Linked DNA regions of Homo sapiens: all the other regions are linked to region 1. The links are chromatin contacts, found by Hi-C or POLR2A ChIA-PET in ENCODE. All regions are on one chromosome and are shown on one strand. Each heading gives the region's core, a stretch centred on a gene start or an enhancer-like site at or near the end of the contact. The rest is flanking DNA. Distances are from core to core; before and after follow the strand shown. Region 1 holds the start of ANKHD1-DT (ANKHD1 divergent transcript). Region 2 holds the start of PKD2L2 (polycystin 2 like 2, transient receptor potential cation channel). Region 3 holds the start of BRD8 (bromodomain containing 8). Region 4 holds the start of FAM53C (family with sequence similarity 53 member C).

The links. Hi-C counts contacts between places; a loop is a spot of excess contacts on that map. ChIA-PET counts read pairs that join two places held with the same protein, here RNA polymerase II (POLR2A). Pooled maps may share reads with other maps.
Region 2: a pooled map shows a loop between it and region 1 (14-fold over the local background). The contact joins the promoter of PKD2L2 here to the promoter of ANKHD1-DT in region 1. A Hi-C loop is called at or near these places in 7 of 50 pooled maps. POLR2A ChIA-PET finds 5 or more read pairs at or near these places in 2 of 52 experiments (GM10248 and activated T-cell).
Region 3: a map of ascending aorta shows a loop between it and region 1 (5-fold over the local background). The contact joins the promoter of BRD8 here to the promoter of ANKHD1-DT in region 1. A Hi-C loop is called at or near these places in 1 of 168 maps with a recorded cell type or tissue (ascending aorta) and 11 of 50 pooled maps. POLR2A ChIA-PET finds 5 or more read pairs at or near these places in 1 of 52 experiments (naive thymus-derived CD8-positive, alpha-beta T cell).
Region 4: a loop to region 1 is called in a map of CD8-positive, alpha-beta T cell, with 23 times the contacts of the local background. The contact joins the promoter of FAM53C here to the promoter of ANKHD1-DT in region 1. A Hi-C loop is called at or near these places in 3 of 168 maps with a recorded cell type or tissue (CD4-positive, alpha-beta memory T cell, CD8-positive, alpha-beta T cell and naive thymus-derived CD4-positive, alpha-beta T cell), 1 of 37 single-sample maps with no recorded cell type and 12 of 50 pooled maps. POLR2A ChIA-PET finds 5 or more read pairs at or near these places in 1 of 52 experiments (naive thymus-derived CD8-positive, alpha-beta T cell).

The regions. Positions count from the first base shown.
Region 1 is chr5:140,399,394-140,403,825 of GRCh38, forward strand. It overlaps ANKHD1-DT (ANKHD1 divergent transcript), which reads right to left and starts at 2,008. Exons shown (of 2, transcript NR_186045.1): 1 at 1,718-2,008. It overlaps ANKHD1-EIF4EBP3 (ANKHD1-EIF4EBP3 readthrough), which reads left to right and starts at 2,440. Exons shown (of 36, transcript NM_020690.6): 1 at 2,440-2,880. The coding sequence starts at 2,575. It overlaps ANKHD1 (ankyrin repeat and KH domain containing 1), which reads left to right and starts at 2,440. Exons shown (of 34, transcript NM_017747.3): 1 at 2,440-2,880. The coding sequence starts at 2,575. RefSeq lists enhancers at 1,034-1,183, 1,274-1,423, 1,514-1,563, 1,754-2,643.
Region 2 is chr5:137,888,207-137,892,638 of GRCh38, forward strand. PKD2L2 (polycystin 2 like 2, transient receptor potential cation channel) reads left to right here and starts at 1,251. Exons shown (of 15, transcript NM_001300921.2): 1 at 1,251-1,316; 2 at 2,275-2,376; 3 at 4,274-4,407. The coding sequence starts at 1,286. PKD2L2-DT (PKD2L2 divergent transcript) reads right to left here and starts at 1,113. Exons shown (of 4, transcript XR_948815.3): 1 at 941-1,113; 2 at 1-82.
Region 3 is chr5:138,175,448-138,179,879 of GRCh38, forward strand. It overlaps BRD8 (bromodomain containing 8), which reads right to left and starts at 3,183. Exons shown (of 27, transcript NM_139199.2): 1 at 3,149-3,183; 2 at 2,124-2,220. The coding sequence starts at 3,167. KIF20A (kinesin family member 20A) reads left to right here and starts at 3,665. Exons shown (of 19, transcript NM_005733.3): 1 at 3,665-3,755; 2 at 4,213-4,398. The coding sequence starts at 4,234. RefSeq lists enhancers at 3,133-3,427, 3,135-3,184, 3,325-3,494.
Region 4 is chr5:138,335,581-138,340,012 of GRCh38, forward strand. It overlaps FAM53C (family with sequence similarity 53 member C), which reads left to right and starts at 2,686. Exons shown (of 5, transcript NM_016605.3): 1 at 2,686-2,727. LOC100128966 (a long non-coding RNA gene) reads left to right here. Exons shown (of 4, transcript NR_146628.1): 4 at 1,294-1,566. It also overlaps a transcript of CDC25C not described here. RefSeq lists enhancers at 1,836-1,915, 2,086-2,565 and silencers at 2,646-2,995, 3,046-3,135.

The DNA of each region.
Region 1 (4,432 bases), core at 758-3,257:
CGCCACACTTGGCTAATTTTTGTATTTTTAGTAGAGACGGGGTTTCACCATGTTGGCCAGGATGGTCTCCATCTCCTGACCTCGTGATCCGCTCACCTCTGCCTCCCAAGGTGCTGGGATTACAGGTGTGAGCCACTGCGCCCGGCCATTTTTTTTTTTTTCAGCCAAATTCTGTTATCATATGGACATTCTCTGGGTCAAAGGATATTTTCCATACAAACCACCAGACTCCTTTTTTGGTCATGTCTGATTAAAGGATTAGATAGAAACCGTTTTTTTTTTATTTTTTTAATTTTTTTAGACAGGGCACCGCTCTGTTGCTCAGGCTGGAGTTCAGTGGCACGATCTCGGCTCACTGCAACCTCCATCTCCCAGGCTCAGGGGATCCCTCCCACCTCAGCCTCCTGAGTAGCTGGAATTACAGGCATGCACCACCATGCTCGGCTAATTTTTTTTTTTTTTTTGAGACGATGTGTTGCTCTGTCGCCTAACCTGGAGTGCAGTGGCACGATCTTGGCTCACTGCAAACTTCGCCTCCTGGGTTCAAGTGATTCTCCTGCCTCAGCCTCCCGAGTAGCTGGGATTACAGGCACGCACCATCACATCTGGCTAATTTTTGTATTTTTAGTATAGACGGGGTTTCGCCATGTTGGCCAGGCTGGTCTAGAACTCCTAACCTCAAATGATCCGCCCACCTAGGCCTCCCAAAGTGCTGGGATTAACAGGCGTGAGTCACCGCGCCGAGCCCAATTTTTGTATTTTTGGTAAAGACGGGATTTCACCATGTTGCCTAGGCTGGGCTCGAACTACTGGGTTCAAATGATCCGCCCGCCTCAACATCCCATAGTGTTGGGATTACAGGCGTGAGCCACGGCGCCCGCTATAGAATCTGAATATTTTTAACCCCCCTCTTTACTGACAAGATAAAGACAGAGATAGAGAGATGCATATAGGGAGGAAGAGATCTCCTTAGAGGAGGGAAGACCACCACAGCTAGCCTTGTTTTGCACCACACAGATCTGATTAGAACTAGAATTAGTTGGGCTGGCAGGACCCAGGGGCGAGCAGAGAGTTCCTGAAGGAAGAGGAGACAATAACTAGCAAAAATGAGTCTTTCCTGTAAGTTTGGGACTTTGCTAAGCGCTATATTATCATCTAATTTATTCATAACAACAACCCAATGAGGAAGGTACTAATATTACTCCCATTTCACAGAGGAGCGAGTTGAAAGTCACAAAAATGAAACAGCAAACGCGCCGAAGTCAGGCAGCAAGTAAGTGGCAGCACCAGAACTCGAAACTGCCTCGGAGCATGCACTCTTCACCACCCCGTTCCACCTTGAGGTCGGATTCCGCACGCCGTTCGCGGCATTCCCACCTTCCTACGTGGGACAGTTCCCGGTACTGAGGCATGGCGCTGTCCAGCCCTCAGGCCCGCAGCCGTCCGCAAGCAGGAGAACGCGGCCCCGCTGGGCGATCCTGCCCGAAGGCGCCCGAACTGCGGCGCGCGGCCGGGTCCTGGCGGGCGGGTCGAGTCTCCCCAAGGCGGCCATCCCAAGCAGCTCCCCGGATGTCCCTCAGACCCGCGCGCTAGGCTCAACTCAGAAAGGCGGGAGGCGCGAAGCGAGATCGGCCTTGCCCCTCGACTGTCCCCTCATCGCTCCCCGTCCTCTATTCCCTCCCAAATAGCCCCCGGCAAATAGGTTACACATCTTCACCTGTCCCAGAGGTGGTGACTGCTCTAGTGACTGACGCTACGCTCCTCCAACCAGGCAATGGCAGGAAGGTGGAGCCTTCCTAAGACTGATGGCTTCCTTTCTCCAATCCCGGTGCAGCTATTCTCCGGCCATAGTCTCGGCGCCCAGCGGAGAGCGACAGGTGGGAGCTGCGTTACTTCGGCGCCTCTTGCATCCTTGACGTAGAAGTTTCACCAAGCGCAGGGTGAAGTCTACTCCAAATTTGACCAATTCTTGCGGGTCATCACTTCAGCAGTCATTTTATTCAGAAGTGGAAATTTCCCGGCCCTTTCCCGTCACCTCAGATGAGGGCGGGATCAATGGTACTCCCACAGGCCAATTGTACCACGCGACGTCCCGCGACAAAGTGACCGACACTTTATGGCGCCAATGAATTCTCCCATTGTTCGGGGTCACTATGACTGACCACAAGGCCAACTAATCCACTTTAAGGTCGTGACGCGATAGTCAGGCGGGTTGGCCAATAGACATAGGAAAAGAGCGGAAGTCAGCTGGTGAAGAGTGGGAGGCGGGTGTTCGCAACCGCCTAGGCCTGCGCGGGTCAACGCAGCTTGGCGGCTGCGAGCCAGCGAGCGGCGCGTGACGAAGAGCCTGAGCGACGGGTCACTTTGGCCAATGATCTGCAGCCGCCAGGGTATTGCAGCCAGTGGCGAGTCGAGGGGGCGGGAGGCAGCAGGTTAGGCAGTGAGAAGTTAGTGGCGCTGCTGGGACGGGGGAAAGGAGACGCTTCTTCCTCTTGCTGCTCTTCTCGTTCCCGAGATCAGCGGCGGCGGTGACCGCGAGTGGGTCGGCACCGTCTCCGGCTCCGGGTGCGAACAATGCTGACTGATAGCGGAGGCGGCGGCACCTCCTTTGAGGAGGACCTGGACTCTGTGGCTCCGCGATCCGCCCCAGCTGGGGCCTCGGAGCCGCCTCCGCCGGGAGGGGTCGGTCTGGGGATCCGCACCGTGAGGCTCTTTGGGGAGGCCGGGCCAGCGTCGGGAGTCGGCAGCAGCGGCGGCGGCGGCAGCGGCAGCGGTACGGGCGGAGGGGACGCGGCGCTGGATTTCAAGTTGGCGGCTGCCGTGCTGAGGACCGGGGGTGGAGGTGGTGCCTCTGGCAGTGACGAGGACGAAGTGTCCGAGGTAAGGCTCCGGGACCCTCGCCTCCCACACATTGTGAGGCGTGAATTCTCTTTGGGTAGGCTCTGGGCCGGGGCCATCCTCCCGCTTCCCTGGTGGAGCCCTTCTGTGACAGCGGTCGGCTCCATGGCGGCGGTGGCCGCGGTGAGGGCCTAGTGAGCCCTCGGCTTACTCTTTAGCTCGAGCGGGACAGGTTCCCGTCACCATTCGTAGACCCACAATAGGGAGTCCTTTGGTCTCTGAGCTTCGCGCGGGAACAGGGACTCCTCAGGCTGCCTCCCGCCCACCCTGCTTTGGAGTTGGGGGTGGGGGGCGGGGTCTTGCCAGAGTCCCTGCCCTTGGTACTGAGAGAGACAAACAGAGACAGAGACAGAGCTGGTGCAAAGATCGTTTCTCTTCTTTGCCTCTCCTCAGAGTTGAGGGATACGTTTATTTGCCTTCTGCCTTGTGTGTGTCTTACCTGTGTGCTTAAGGACGGTTCTTATTCTCCCTCTTCAGTTTGAGACAGGTTTGAGTATTAGGGATCTCTCGGCTTTTACCCTGAAAAATCACGTGACTCCTCCTTCTGGGACCTTTTGTGAAGTTAGACAGGAAAAGGAAGTTCCAGGGCATCCCTGAGCTTCGGAATAGCTGGGTAGCTGAACTCGGAGGTTTTAGGCTTGGAGAAAGTGGGGCAACCTGTGGAAACCTCTTCTTTTTTTTTTTTTTTTTTTTTTTTTTGAGATGGAGTTTCGCTCTTGTTGTCCACGCTAGAATACACGTGATCTCAGCTCACTGCAACCTCCGCCTCCCGGGTTCAAGCGATTCTCCTGCCTCAGCCTCCCGAGTAGCTGGGATTACAGGCGTGCGCCACCACGCCCGACTAATTTTGTATTTTTATTAGATACGGGGTTTCACCATGTTGGTCAGGCTGGTCTCGAACTCCTGACCTCAGGTGATCCGCCCGCCTCGGCCTCCCAAAGTGCTGGGATTACAGGTATGAGCCACCGTGCCCGGCTGGACACCTTCACTCTGCCTTTGCAGTGAAGTCCTTCATTTCTTTAACTCTTCTGTGTGTACTCTAATGTGTACACATTTTTAGGTCTGAGCAACCTGGGATGGTAGGCATTAACTTCTTTTGGGTTCTGGGGAAAAAGGGGCGGGTTTTGTTTTTGTTTTTTGAGATGGAGTTTCGCTCTGTCGCCAGGCTGGAGTGCAGTGGCGCGATCTCGGCACACTGCAACCTCCGCCTCCTGGGTTCAAGCGATTCCCCTGCCTTAGCCTCCTGAGTAGCTGGGACTACAGGCGCGTGCCACCACTCCCGGCTAATATTTTGTATTTTTTAGTAAAGACAGGGTTTCACCATGTCCAGGATGGTCTCGATCTCCTGACCTTGTGATCCCAAGGGGCGGTATTTTATGTGTATACTTTTTTCTGTTGACTGTGGCTTGCGTAGAGTACTGTACCGTGATTGTTTTAAGTGCTCAGAGTATTTCTTCTATTTTGGTTCTGAGGTGCCTGAGTTGTCACCTGTGACCAGTTATTTTAACCTCTGGTCTTGGTGTTAAAGTACAGG
Region 2 (4,432 bases), core at 1-2,500, 2.5 Mb before region 1:
AGCTGCTGGGAGAGGTTGAGCTGGGGATCCCTTAAGATCAGGAGTTTGAGGCCAGACTGGGAAATATAGCGAGACTCCATCTCTAAAAAAAAAAAAATTATGTAAATTTGATTACCTATATATGGGTGTTTTTCCTCTAATAATTTCAATTTCAGATAATCTGTTACTTTAGAAAGCATAATTTTGTGAACAGCTGAGAGTCCCAGTACAGGAAAGCCCAAATCCTTTTGTTAAAACTATTCTAAAGCTTTTTTTCCTCTCGGGCTTCTAGTTCACTGGCTGTCAGCCTTTTGCGAGGCCTCTCCTGTTCCTCTCATCGATGGTAGTTTTTGACCCTCACTACTGTGTGGCCGTTTTGCTTTTTATCTACACATAAAACAGCATTTATCGACAGCAGTCTACATCTCTTTCAGGGAAATAACAAAAGTGGCTTTATCTTTTACTTTCAAAACTGGTTAGTGGTTTTCTTTGCAGGTTTCCCTGGGGCCTTTGGACTGGATTCCATTTTATTTTCCTTTTTATCAACACGAGAATCCGTCCTGGTCTTACATCCTGGAGGGCTTTTGGCTGCCTTAATTTACAGCCAAATTAGTTTGGCCTTTTCTATAGCTGGTTTACCAACCTTCTCATCTTTGCAAAGCTTCTGGGTCAGATGTGGGTCTGGGCCCCAGGACTCCTGTGTCGGCCTGACCTTTCACATAATCACTGCAGAGTTTTTCATCTATTTTTACATCACGGGGGCAGGGGAGTGGAAGCTACTTCCAGCAACAGCTCTCGGTTAATAACCAGTTTCTGCAAGTAGCAGCAGCAGCAGCAGCGTAGGGTCACGGTTAGGAATTTGGGCTTGGGCATCCAAGACTTGGCCCCAACTTCCAGTGAATTACTTCATTTCTCAGCTTCTCGGTTTCTTCAGGCCTAAAATGAGGACAAAAATACCTACCTTTCACGGAGGTGGATGTGGAGACTAACAAGGCGATAAATGTTAAAGGTATTCGAGAGAGAGAAGCCCGTGATAATGAATGACTACGATTTTTAAGCCCACAGCCAGGTTATTCCCAGAAGTTGGCCCTCCGCACCAGACCCCAGCAGCCCGCAGCCCGCCTCGGGCGAAAGGCCTCCCGGGCTCCTGCGGCGCAGCCGCGCTGACGACTTGTCGAGTAGCTCGCCGCCCTGGAGGAGCTGGGGGCTCGCGCAGGCGTCAGAGCCGGGCAGCGCGCGCCGCAAGACTAGCGCGCAAGCGCCGCGGCCTCAGGCGAACGAACGGGCGGTGTAGTGCAGGTCCGCCATGGCTGAGGCGTCACGGTGGCACCGAGGCGGTGAGGGGTCCTCTTAAGGAGTGGGAGGGACAGGGGCGATTTGGCAGTTCCAGACACCCTGAAAGGAACTCTGCGGCCCCAAATTCGTTTGAGAGATGTGACTGCCGACACCTTTAGCCCTCACAGCCTCCCCTGGGGAAGCGGAGAGGGACAGATGGTCCCATTGCACAGACGGGAAAACTGAAGCCCTGAGCGAGGTGGCGCTCGCCTCTTGCCGGAGGCTCGAGCTGGGCGTTGTCACCTGTCGAGTGACCGTCGCTAGGCCGGTCTCTAAAGTCCTTGGTTGATCTGGGGAGTCGTGACCTTGACAGAATTCAAGCCGAGGTGTTTTTCCCCTGTCCAGCAGAAACCAGCCTTCCCAAGAAGCTGTATTGAGGGTGGAGAAAACGGTTAGGACAGATGAGAGGTTTTACTTGTTTCGTATTTTGCTTTTTCATCTTAAGACTGGCGAGAAGACATCATGATATAAAATCTGTTAGTGGCCGGGCGCAGTGGCTCAAGCCTGTAATCCCAACACTTTGGGAGGCCGAGGCGGGCGGATCACAAGGTCAAGAGATCGAGACCATCCTGGCCAACATGGTGAAACCCCATCTCTACTAAAAATACGAAAATTAGCTGGGTGTGGTGGCGCGCGCCTGTAGTCCCAGCTACTCGGGAGGCTGAGGCAGGAGAATCGCTTGAACCGGGGAGGCGGAGGCTGCAGTGAGACGAGATCGCGTCACTGAACTCCAGCCTGGCGACAGAGCTAGACTCCGTCTCAAAAAAAAAATCTGTTATTAATAGTATATAGTAAAAAAATTATCCCTGCCTCGTAAAACTAAGAATTGAAAAATAGCCAGAAGCTATTGGAGCTTTCCTCCCCGCAGTGTAAGGACTAAAAGTGGCTGTGGTTTTTCCATTGTTGTCACTTATAAATTACATAATAATGTAAAGAAAAATTTTGTCTTATATCTCACAGGGGCTTCGAAACATAAGTTGCATTACAGAAAGGAAGTAGAAATTACAACCACACTTCAGGAATTGTTACTCTACTTTATTTTTTTAATAAACCTATGTATATGTAAGTACACAGATATAAAGATGCTGTTTGTTTGAACTAAGAAGTTAAAATGTGGAGATGAAAAATAAAACATACAAACTTCAAAACCACAGGCTGTCAGGCTACTAAAACTCAAAATACAGTGACACGTTTAAACATAATCTTAAATTCATTTAGATTCATTTCATTTAGAAATTGACTATTTTCAGTTCTTAAGGGGCAAAATTTTACATCGCAAATGTAAGAAGCTTCCATAGTCAATACTGACTGAATTAGAATTATTCCTTTCATTTGGCAGTTCTGTCTTGAGCATAATTCATCCCTTGGGTTGGCAACTGCAATTTGATTTTGTTTAGAGTCATATAGACACATCAGCTGAGTTTCATAAATCAAAGTACAAATGAGGCCAAAGTTCATCTTGGTGTCTGCCATTAGCTTGGTTCTTTTCACTGACCTATTGCAGTTAAAAAAATAGTTTGTGCTGAGTCAATGCAAATAATTAAGGAGGACTGGGAAAACATCTCAACCTGCATTCCTCCTACCTGTGGGTCAATAGCATTGGCTTAATATGCAAAGAGGAGTATTAAAGAGCATTTGTCGATGGCACCCAACATAACAGTAGATGAAAGCTCACTGGCAGTATTGTCTCATGTTGGTATGTGCTACACACTGGCAATTGTATAGCAATTAAGTAATTAATTGGTGTTGTAGGGGTGAGTTTGAGTCTGCTCTTGATTGAAAAGACAACTATAAAATTAGCCAGGTGTGGTGGCACACCCCTGTAGTCCTAGCTACTGAGAAGGCTGAGGTGGAGGATTGCTTGAGCACAGGAGGTCGAGGCTGCAGTGAACTGTGATTGCAACGACTGCACTTCAGCCTGGGTGACAGGCTGAGACCCTGTCCCAAGGAAAAAAAAAAAAAAGATAACTGTAGGCAACTTTATAAATTAAGATATCTTAGACTGCTTTATAAAAGCTTGGTTATGAAAACTACATGCTTACTACAGAACATTTGGAAAATGTAAAAATGTAAGTAAAAAGATCATTTATAATCCCATTATTCAGAGATTTTTAAAGAACACTTTTTTTAATATAATACAGCAACCTGAATCTCCATTTATAATGTGATTTTTTTTCTTTTTTTTTTCTTTTTTGAGACAGTCTCGCTCTGTCACCCAGGCTGGAGTACAGTGGCTCACTGCAACCTCCACCTCCTGAGTTCAAGCGATTCTCCTGCCTCAGCCTCCGGAGTAGCTGGGATTACAGGCCTGTGCCACCACGCCCGGCTAATTTTGTATGTTTTTAGTAGAGACAGGGTTTTCACCATGTTGGTCAGTCTGGTCTCGAACTCCTGATCTCAGGTGATCCACCCACCTCAGCCTCCCAAAGTTCTGGGATTATGGGTGCAACACCACGCCCCGCCACTAGTTAATATTTTTAAAAACTCATCATGTGCCAAAACACAGTTTAAAATGTTCTGTGTGCATCATCTCACTTCTCACAACAAAACTAGGGGGTAAGAGATACTATCCCTGTGATGGGACTCACACCCTTATCTGTCTGAATTCAAAGTCCATGTAACCTTAACCACTCACCATACTATATTGCCTTACTCTCATGTAGAGAAAAAGTCAACTTGCAGAATAGTGTGTATAATGTGTCCTCATTTTTGTAAAGATAAAATTATTTTCTTTATAAATGTGTATGCATAAAGAAATGTCTGAAGAATATTTGCCAGACTAATTCTAGAAACCACATCCTACTTTTTATATTTCTAGTTTAGATTTTTTAAATTATTACTTTTATAATTAGATTAATAAAGTTTAATTTTCAAAATTGAGAAAAAAATGTAACATTTTTAATCCTGATAAGCTGAGTTTTTAAATGTAAATTATTAAACAAAAAATTATTCTCCTTAGTGACTTTTGGGATGGTAAACCCACATATGTATTACTTAAACAAGGTTATGTCATCTCTATTTTTGGACACTTCTGTGCCTGGTGAAGAAAGAACCAACTTTAAGTCCATTCGCAGCATAACTGATTTTTGGAAGGTAAAGTATCTTGTGACTGTGGATG
Region 3 (4,432 bases), core at 1,933-4,432, 2.2 Mb before region 1:
TGGCTCACGCCTATAATCCTAGCACTTTAGGAGGCTAAGGTGGGAGGATCACTTGAGCCCAGGAGTTCAAGACCAGCCTGGGCAACAAGTGACAAAAAACACAAAAAATTAGTCAAGCATGGTGGCAAGGGTCTGTATTCCCAACTACTCAGGATGCTAAACTGGGAGGATCACTTGAGGCCAAGAGTTGGAGACCAGCCTGGGGAACATAGTGGGACCTCGTCTCTACAAAAACATAAATATTTAAATTAAAAAAAAAAAAAAAGTTCAGCCTGGGCAACATGGCAAAACCCCATCCCTACCAAAAAATACAAAAATTAGCCAGGGGTGATGGCATGTGCCTGTAGTCCCGGCTACTCAGGAGGCTGAGGCCGGAGGATCACTTGAGCCCAGGAGGCAGAGGTTGCAGTGAACCACGATCGCACTACTGCACTCCAGCCTGGGTGACAGTGAGACCCTGTCTGCAAAAAAAAAAAAAAAAAAAAAAAAAAGTCAAACATAATAAAGTTACTACATAACCCAGCAATTTCACTCCTTGAATAAAAAACTCAAGAGAATTAAAAACATTGTCCACAACCTTGTACACGAATGTGCACATCATCAGCATTATTCATAATGGCCAAAAAGTGGAAACAACCCAATTGTCTATCAAGTGATGGATAAATAAAACTTGGTATATTCATACAACAGATTATTATTCAGCTAAAAAAGGAATTAAGTATTGATACATGCTACATAAGAATGAACCTTAAAAAGTGTTATGTCAAGTGATTAAAAAAAACAAAAAAAAGTCCAGAAGAGCACGTATCATTCCATTTGTATGAAATATCCAGAATAGGCAAATCTACAGAGACAAGAGAGTTGGCTGGGTATGGTGGCTCACACTTGTAATCCCAGCACTTTTGGAGGCCAGGACTGGTGCATTACTTCAAGACCAGCCTGGACAAAACCTCATCTCTACTAAAAATACAAAAATTAGCCAGGCCACTCGTGGCGCATGGCTGTAATCCCAGCTACTTGGGAGGCTAAGGCACGATAATCGCTTGAACCTGGGAGGCGGAGGTTGCAGTGAGCCAAGATCTAACTACTACACTCCAGCCTGTGTGACAGTGAGACTCTGTCTCAAATTAATTAATTAATTAATAGAAAGTAGATGAGTGCTTGCTTGGGGGTGGTGAGGAGGGGACAACATGGACTGACAGTTAAGGAGTAAGGGGTTTTTCTTAGAATAAAATGTTCTAAAATTAGATTGTGGTGATGGTTGCACAACTGTGAATATACTAAAAACCATTATATTGTACATTTTAAGTAGGTTAATTTTATAGTATGTGAATTATATCTCAATAAAGCTGTTTAAAAAAAGAAATACAGCTGGCCTGGTGGCTCACACCTGTAATCCCAGTAGGTTGGGCGGATCGCTCGAACGCAGGAGTTCGAGACCAGCCTAGGAAACATGATGAAACCCCCATCTCTACAAAAAAATAAAAAAAATTAGCTGGGCATGGTGGTGTGCACCTGTAGTCCCAGCTACTCAAGAGGCTGAGGTGGAGGATCATTTGAGCCTGAGATATGGAGGTTGCAGTGAGCCAAGATCACACCACTGCCCTCCAGCCTGGGCCACAGAGTGCAATCTTGTCTCAAAAAAAAAAAAAAAAAAATAGGCCTGGCAGTGGCTCACGCCTGTAATCCCAGCACTTTGGGAGGCCGAGGCGGACAGATCATGAGGTCAGGAGATTGAGACCATCGTGGCCAACATGGTGAAACCCCGTCTCTACTAAAAATACAAAATTAGCCAGGCATGGCCAGGCGCAGTGGCTCACACCTGTAATCCCAGCACTCTGGCAGGCCGAGGTGGGGGGATCACCTGAGGTCAGGAGTTCGAGACCAGCCTGGCCAACATGGCGAAACTCTGTCTCTACTAAAAAATACAAAAATTAGCTGGGCGTGTCCGCACCACTGCACTCCAGCCTGGGCAACAGAAGGAGACTCAGTCTCAAAAAAAGAAGAAAAAGAAAAGAAAGTCTACTTACAGCTTAATATGATTAACTATAGAAATCTACCGATGTGAAAGAGTATCTAACAATTTCTAAGACCCAGAAAAGCTGACATCCTAGATACCTTACCAATTTTGATCGCCACTTCTCATGACAGAAGATGCTAAACATAGCTTCTCTCGGATGGACCATGGCTCTGTGGGGCCAGTGCTTAGCAGCTTGTGTTCTGGGAAAGGGAGAAAAAAAAAAAAGCCTTGGAAACAACCACTGAGACTGTAGTGCTAAGCTCCAAAATCCCCAAAAAGAGGACTAAAAGCCTAATACAAAACATCCCAACTTGTTAGGACAAAGTGAGCTACTATAACCAAATCTTGATTTTCACCTCTCCAAGTGAAATATCACCAGTGACCGGGGTACCTATTCGTTGCATGTGAATTATTAACATTTTATTTCTTAAAACGCCATGGCTTGAAGCTCCGCTTTATTAAGAAACAGGGAATGTCAGATTAGGCAGTTCTCCCTAAAAGCCCAGTTTTAAGAATACTGGACTTTATTCCAGTTTGAACTTATTCAGGGCTTATTTCCCAGGAACCCGAGCGGCCAGCCCCTCCTACTACCCCGCCTCCCTCTTAGCATAAACTTGTTTACTTCTCTCAGATCCTCTACTCCAAATGTCGGGGGTAAAAGAGCTTTTCAGTCCAAAAAAAGAAAAATGGCTGAAATCCCCGAGATGCAATTTCCTGAGTGGCAAGAAAAGCTCATGGTTAAAAGACCCCACTTCCACTGCCTCACAAACGTCAGACAAAAAAATGAATGGCTCTTTGAGGTGCCGGTTACTCCGTCTGGCTCATAACATCTTTTCGTCTGCACGCCCAAGTTTCTAGAGTGCTTTTACGGTTAACCCGCAGAGTTCCTAACACACTAGGATTCACTAAGCTGCTTCTCTCACACCTCCGCTCTCTCCCTGAGAAACAAGACCCCAGATTTCTGGGCCCCCAAACGTTGGTCTTCACGATGCTGTAGAGCGCAGGTCTCTGAAAACCCTGGGCTCTCAAGCAACCCACTTCTCCCACTCCCTAAGCGTGTAACAAAAATATGGTGCCTAGCCTCGGATCTACAAAGGCCTTTCACGCAAAACCTGCTCAGATACTCACTGCCCGTTCCCGTCGCCATCTTGGCCCCGAAGTCTCCAACCCTGAGGAGAGACGGTCTGGAAGGGCCGAAACCCTGGAATTCTGGGAAATAGTGTACCGGCGTTGGTTCGCGGTGCCTCCTGGGAAATGTCGTTTTTCCCCTTAAGACAAAGCAAGCACCCTAAACCAGTTACCCTGTGCACTCCTGTTAAGATTGTTGCTAAGGAAGGACAGGAGTTGGCTGCTGAAGCCTCAAGATTTCCTTTAGGCTCTTAGGTAAGAAATGTCTAAGGTTCAAGGAAAAAGGTTAAGTTGGAAGAATCCCAGGCAAAATAAGTGCGAATCCACGACAGTTGGTAACCCGGACCCACATTAGAACTCAGAGGTCAAGCAGAAGCGAACGACTGGAATTCCAGTCAGGCCCGCCCCCTTTCCTTACGCGGATTGGTAGCTGCAGGCTTCCCTATCTGATTGGCCGAACGAACGCAGCGCGTAATTTAAAATATTGTATCTGTAACAAAGCTGCACCTCGTGGGCGGAGTTGTGCTCTGCGGCTGCGAAAGTCCAGCTTCGGCGACTAGGTGTGAGTAAGCCAGTATCCCAGGAGGAGCAAGTGGCACGTCTTCGGGTGAGTGTGCGGCTGTGCTGGAGCCCGGGTTACCAGCTCTTGCCCGCGCGGAATAGGCTTTAAGAAATCGGAGCTGCAGCCATCTGTTTTTCTCTTAATGCTGCATCTCTGTTCTCACGGTGGTCCTTGGGGTGAGGTTAGAGAAGGAGCCGAGGGATCCTGACACCACCTCCACAGCACCGGCGGGCGAGGTGCCCTACTTTAGGCGTAGCCTTCTGCTTTTGGAGCCAGATGTCTGTGGACTTCTGTTCGCGTTCAGAAATGCCGCCTCAAACTTCTCTCAATTGTTCATTAAGTGAACTTCTCTCATTCCCTTCCCCTTTGCCGATAATTGGAGGGGAAAAGAAGTAGGAAGCGGGACACGGTGTCCTGGGGCAAGGGACTTATTACCTAAAATTCGCGGCCCCTTCTGTCCCTAAAGGTTCTTCTCCCTGCCCACTTTTTGGTCTCTTTTTAGACCTAGGCTGCCCCTGCCGTCATGTCGCAAGGGATCCTTTCTCCGCCAGCGGGCTTGCTGTCCGATGACGATGTCGTAGTTTCTCCCATGTTTGAGTCCACAGCTGCAGATTTGGGGTCTGTGGTACGCAAGAACCTGCTATCAGACTGCTCTGTCGTCTCTACCTCCCTAGAGGACAAGCAGCAGGTAAAGGAACTGGGGAGTGGCTGGGGCGGAAAGT
Region 4 (4,432 bases), core at 1,436-3,935, 2.1 Mb before region 1:
CAAAAGACTAAAAAGGGGGCAGCAGGGAAAGAGCAGGACATGAGTAAAAAATCCTTGGGAACTAAAAGTGGAATAAGGAGATTTAATTATGGGTAGGAGTGTTGGGCTGCACTGGGAGGCCATTTTATAGATGACGAAAGGGGATGTAACCTTCCTTTGAAATGAGGCCTGAAACTTGACTTGCAGGGTTTTTTTTTTTGTTTTGTTTTTTTTGTTTTGTTTTGGGTCTCAGTTTCTTTCAATGTTTTGCAAATGAGCCAATGCCTACTTTTAACTCAACCATTTAATTCATAATAATTAAATTATTAATTTAATTAATAATAAAAAGGTGAACAGCTTAGTGGTGAAAAGCAAGGGCTTTTAGACTGCTTTTTGAGAGTACCTTTGCCTACCATGTGGGCAGTCACTTAACTTCTTGGGCTGTTTCATTTGTCAAAGAGAAGGTTTTGTTTCATTTGATGATTGTAAGAAAAAATGAGAATATATATCAAAGTATGTAGGTCAAGTGTGGTGGTTCACACCTGGAATCCCAGCACTTCGTTTTTTGTTCATTTGTTTTTTTTTTTTTTTGAGACAGAGTCTCATTCTGTTGCCCAGGCTGGAGTGCAGTGGCACAATCTCGGCTCACTGCAATCTCTGCCTCCCCGGTTCAAGCGATTCTCCTGCCTCAGCCTCCCGAGTAGCTGGGATTACAGATGGGCGCCACAATGCCCAGCTAATTTTTGTATTTTTTAGTAGAGACGGGGTTTCACTTTGTTGCCAGGCTGGTCTCGAACTCCTGACCTCAGGTGATCCGTCTGCCTCAGCCTCCCAAAGTGCTAGGATTACAGGTGTGAGACACCACGCCAATCCCAGCACTTTGTGAGGCCAAGATGGGAAGATTGTTTGAGGCCAGGAGTTTGAGACTACCCTGGGCAACATAGCAAGACGCCTCTCTCTACAAAAATAGAAATAAATATGCTGGGCATGGTGGCACACCCCTGTAGTTCTAGCTATTCAGGAGGCTGAGATGGAAAGGATTGCTTGAGCCCAGAAGTTCAAGGCTGCAGTGAGCTGTGATCGCCTCAGTGCACTCCAGCCTGAGCAACAGCAAGACCCTGTTTTTACAAAAAAAAAAAAATGTAGCATGGTGTCTGGTACATAAGAGCAATTATTGGAAACCATGTGTCCCCTACTTCATGGCCCCTAACTCTGCTCCTTTTGCCAAGGGGAAATAAGCAGTGCAAGGTAAATCTTTCCACCCCTATTTTCTCAGTTAGTACTGTACCTCATTTTTCCTCTACTCTTTTTCAGTTTGTAGACTTGGTGGCTCCTGCCTCCTCCCCTCCCTGGCTCAGTGAGGACGACCCCCGCCACTGGCTCTACTTTCCAGCTGATCACAGCTATTTACCTGTCCCAGTCTTGAGTAAGGCACAAAATATTTACAGAAAACAGATGTCTTTCAGAGGACTTGCTGCTAAGTGTAATAGTGAAGATTACTTGCATTACTGCTACTTTCCAATCAATTAAAAAAAAGAAATAGAAAACTTTGTATTACAAAGAGATCACAACACGAACGCATTGTTTAAAGCCTCTCCTTTATCCACTTTTTTGCTTGTCTCCCTAAACCATCTGTGATGCTAGCTGAGACTCGAATTTACATAAGAGCCAGAAACCATCAACCCAACCTCTTCACACACTAACGTCTACATTCAATCTCTTTAAAAAAGACTTAAATTTTGGCTCATGTGGGAGGTGGTGGTAGTGGTGGAGACTTAATAAAAGGTGGTTTTGTCTTCCTGAAGTGGAAATATAGCGCCGTCAACATCTTTTCCCCATCTGCCTGTTTCCTCCTTCCCTTTCTGTTTAAGGAAAGTCTAACCACCGCACTTCTCCCCACCTCCCCGCACCTCCCCCCAGGCAAACGCAAGCAACTGAACCGCCTATGATGTCATAATCACAATCCCATTACCTCATCCTGCTGGGGGGGAGGGGGCGGAGAGAGAAGAGAGGGAGTGAACAGCCCTGGGCTATCCTGAGCTTTACAAAGTGTTCTGGGTGAGGGCAAATTACAGAACCAAGTGGAAACGTCCCCGCAACCATTATAAGTCCTGGGTTTTTAAGGTTCAGGCCGATCCGGCAGCTGCAAGAGGGGCTCCTGGGACTCCGAGCAGGCCCTAATCCGCGCTTGGACCACACTTCCCAGCAGCCTTCACGCCGCGGACGGGTCCTTTGCTGGGGGAAGGGGGATTCCTTCGAAGAGGTGGTCGTGGAGGGCGGGGCAGCAGAGCAGGTGAGGGGCACTGTGGCTAATTGCGTGACGCGGCCCGAACCGAGTGGGAGGCTGCAGTTGGGCCGTTGGAGGGAGGGAGGGCAGGGGCGATGCCTTTGTTTACCTTCTTCCGACATGGCCTCCCCCGCGGGTTTCAAGATGTGCCTCCAACTGGGGCCGTCCACTTTCTGCGATATTTTGGAGGGGGTGACTCGTTAGTGAGGAAACCACCCCCATCCCTAAATCAAAGCGCCAGGCTCGTTCCCAACAGCGCTGTCCGAGAGACACTTTGAGAGAGACACGACACGGAGCTGCGCCCTCCATGGGTGGCTTGGGGGGATTCTGCGAGCCGGAGCTGTCCCCCTACTCTCCTCAGGGACTCGTTGGTTCGCGCCAGCGCCTTTTAAGGGCACCGTGGGGCGAACCGAGCGCTCAGAGCTGCTCCGGCCGCGGCCCTGGGAGCTGGAGGAACCGCGGTAGGTGGTGGAGGGCAGGTGGCGCTGGGGCCTCGGGGCGGGCACCTCAACCGTCCCTCCCTCCTTCCCTCTTTCCCCTCCCCCAGCCCGACCGCCCGCGCGGCCGGGCCTCGCTGGCCGCCTCTGCGGGGAGAGCACGGGACCCGGTGGGGGAGGGGGTGGCGGAGTGCTAAGTCCCAGACCCTCCCCATCCCCTGCGTCCTGAGTTCGCTTCCCGCGGCCAGATGATGGAACCTAGTGGGAAGAGGCGAACGACAGCCCCCCTGAGCGAGCCCTGGCGCACCCCCCCCCCCGCCCCGGGGACCAGCGGACGCCCCATGCCCCACCCCGCGGGGACAGGCAGGGCAACAGAGGGAGAGGTTGAAGATTGGAGGGGCCTAGCCTTTTGCTTCTTCATGGGGGTGGGGGGAGGGGTGTTCCCCACTTGTCACCCCTTTCCCCACCAGAACCATATGGAAGAAGAGCAGGCAGATCTCCACCTACCTGTTCATGCAGCTCCCTGCCTTCCTCATGTTTTTCTTCAGTCTCCCCAGGAGGTGTGGGGCTGGGACCTGAGGGGAAGGTCCCCAAAGGGTTTGTGACTCTCCTCCCTGTTGGCCTGACCTGATCCTACCTTGTCTTGGTACAGCACAACCTCAGCATCCCTGAAACAGGAGTGTCAGGGGTTACTGCCATCCAATAGGAGATGGGGTGGGGGTCTGATCTTTATTTTTGGGGGCTGCTGGTGGAGGGAAAGCCTGGACTGAGAGTTAGGTCTGGTGGGGTTGCTGAGAGGGCCTAGCGGCCTGCTGCTCTGTGAAGGGCTGAGCCCCGTGCCAGTTGTTAAACTGAGAAGTTTTAACTTGTTTAGTGAATATTCAGGGCTGTCTCTACCCTTCAGATACACAAAATGGAAGGGGAAGGAAGGCGGCAAGAGAGGGCTTCTTACACTTTTTTCAATGCCTGCTTGAGAAAGAGGAGGCCCCTCGCGGAGCTGGTTTGCCTTCTTTTGTGTCCTGGTTTGATTCCTTATGGCTTCCGTTCTGTTCCCCCTCGCAGCCTGGCCTGTTTTAGGAAACTCAGGCTGAGAGTATCAGTTGCGTGGTGGTAGTTGCATTGTTCCAATTACCACTGTGTGTGGCCACATCCCAACAATTAAAATGCAGAAAAACACAAATTCACTGTCTTGACTTGATCCTAGAGGTGGCTGGGAGTTTGCTGTTTGTCCAAATGCCTCATGAAAAGCTGGAGAGTTTGCTTCATTCCCTGCTCCTCATAGCTGGTTAGCCTGAGGCCTGGGGTCTCTAGGGTAAAATCCTGCACTTAGGTTCCCTCTCTGGTTGATCTTTGAGGGCAGCAGAGTTAAGAAACCAAGAGCAGAAGTGATATAAGCTTTAGCTTCTCCCGTAAGAATATAGGGGAAGCAGCTGAAGAGAGCTCCCCGGAAGCTAGAATTTTGTTCAGGGTGGTAATAATTATGCATGAAAATGATAGTTAACTGTAATGATGATTGACTTCTCTTGCACCTTTCTTCCAGAGAACTCCAGGTACATCCAGGTTTATCTCTTTGCTCTTCCTTGTGCCCTCCTTCTAAGGTGTGAGTGGGGTAGAGATAATTCCTCTTTTTTGTAGAGTGATCTGCCCCCAAGGTCACAGAAGGAAGAGCCCTCTTGGGCTTTTCTTAGTGTGCAGGTGAGGGAGGATGGTATTCAGCCAGAGAGATGGA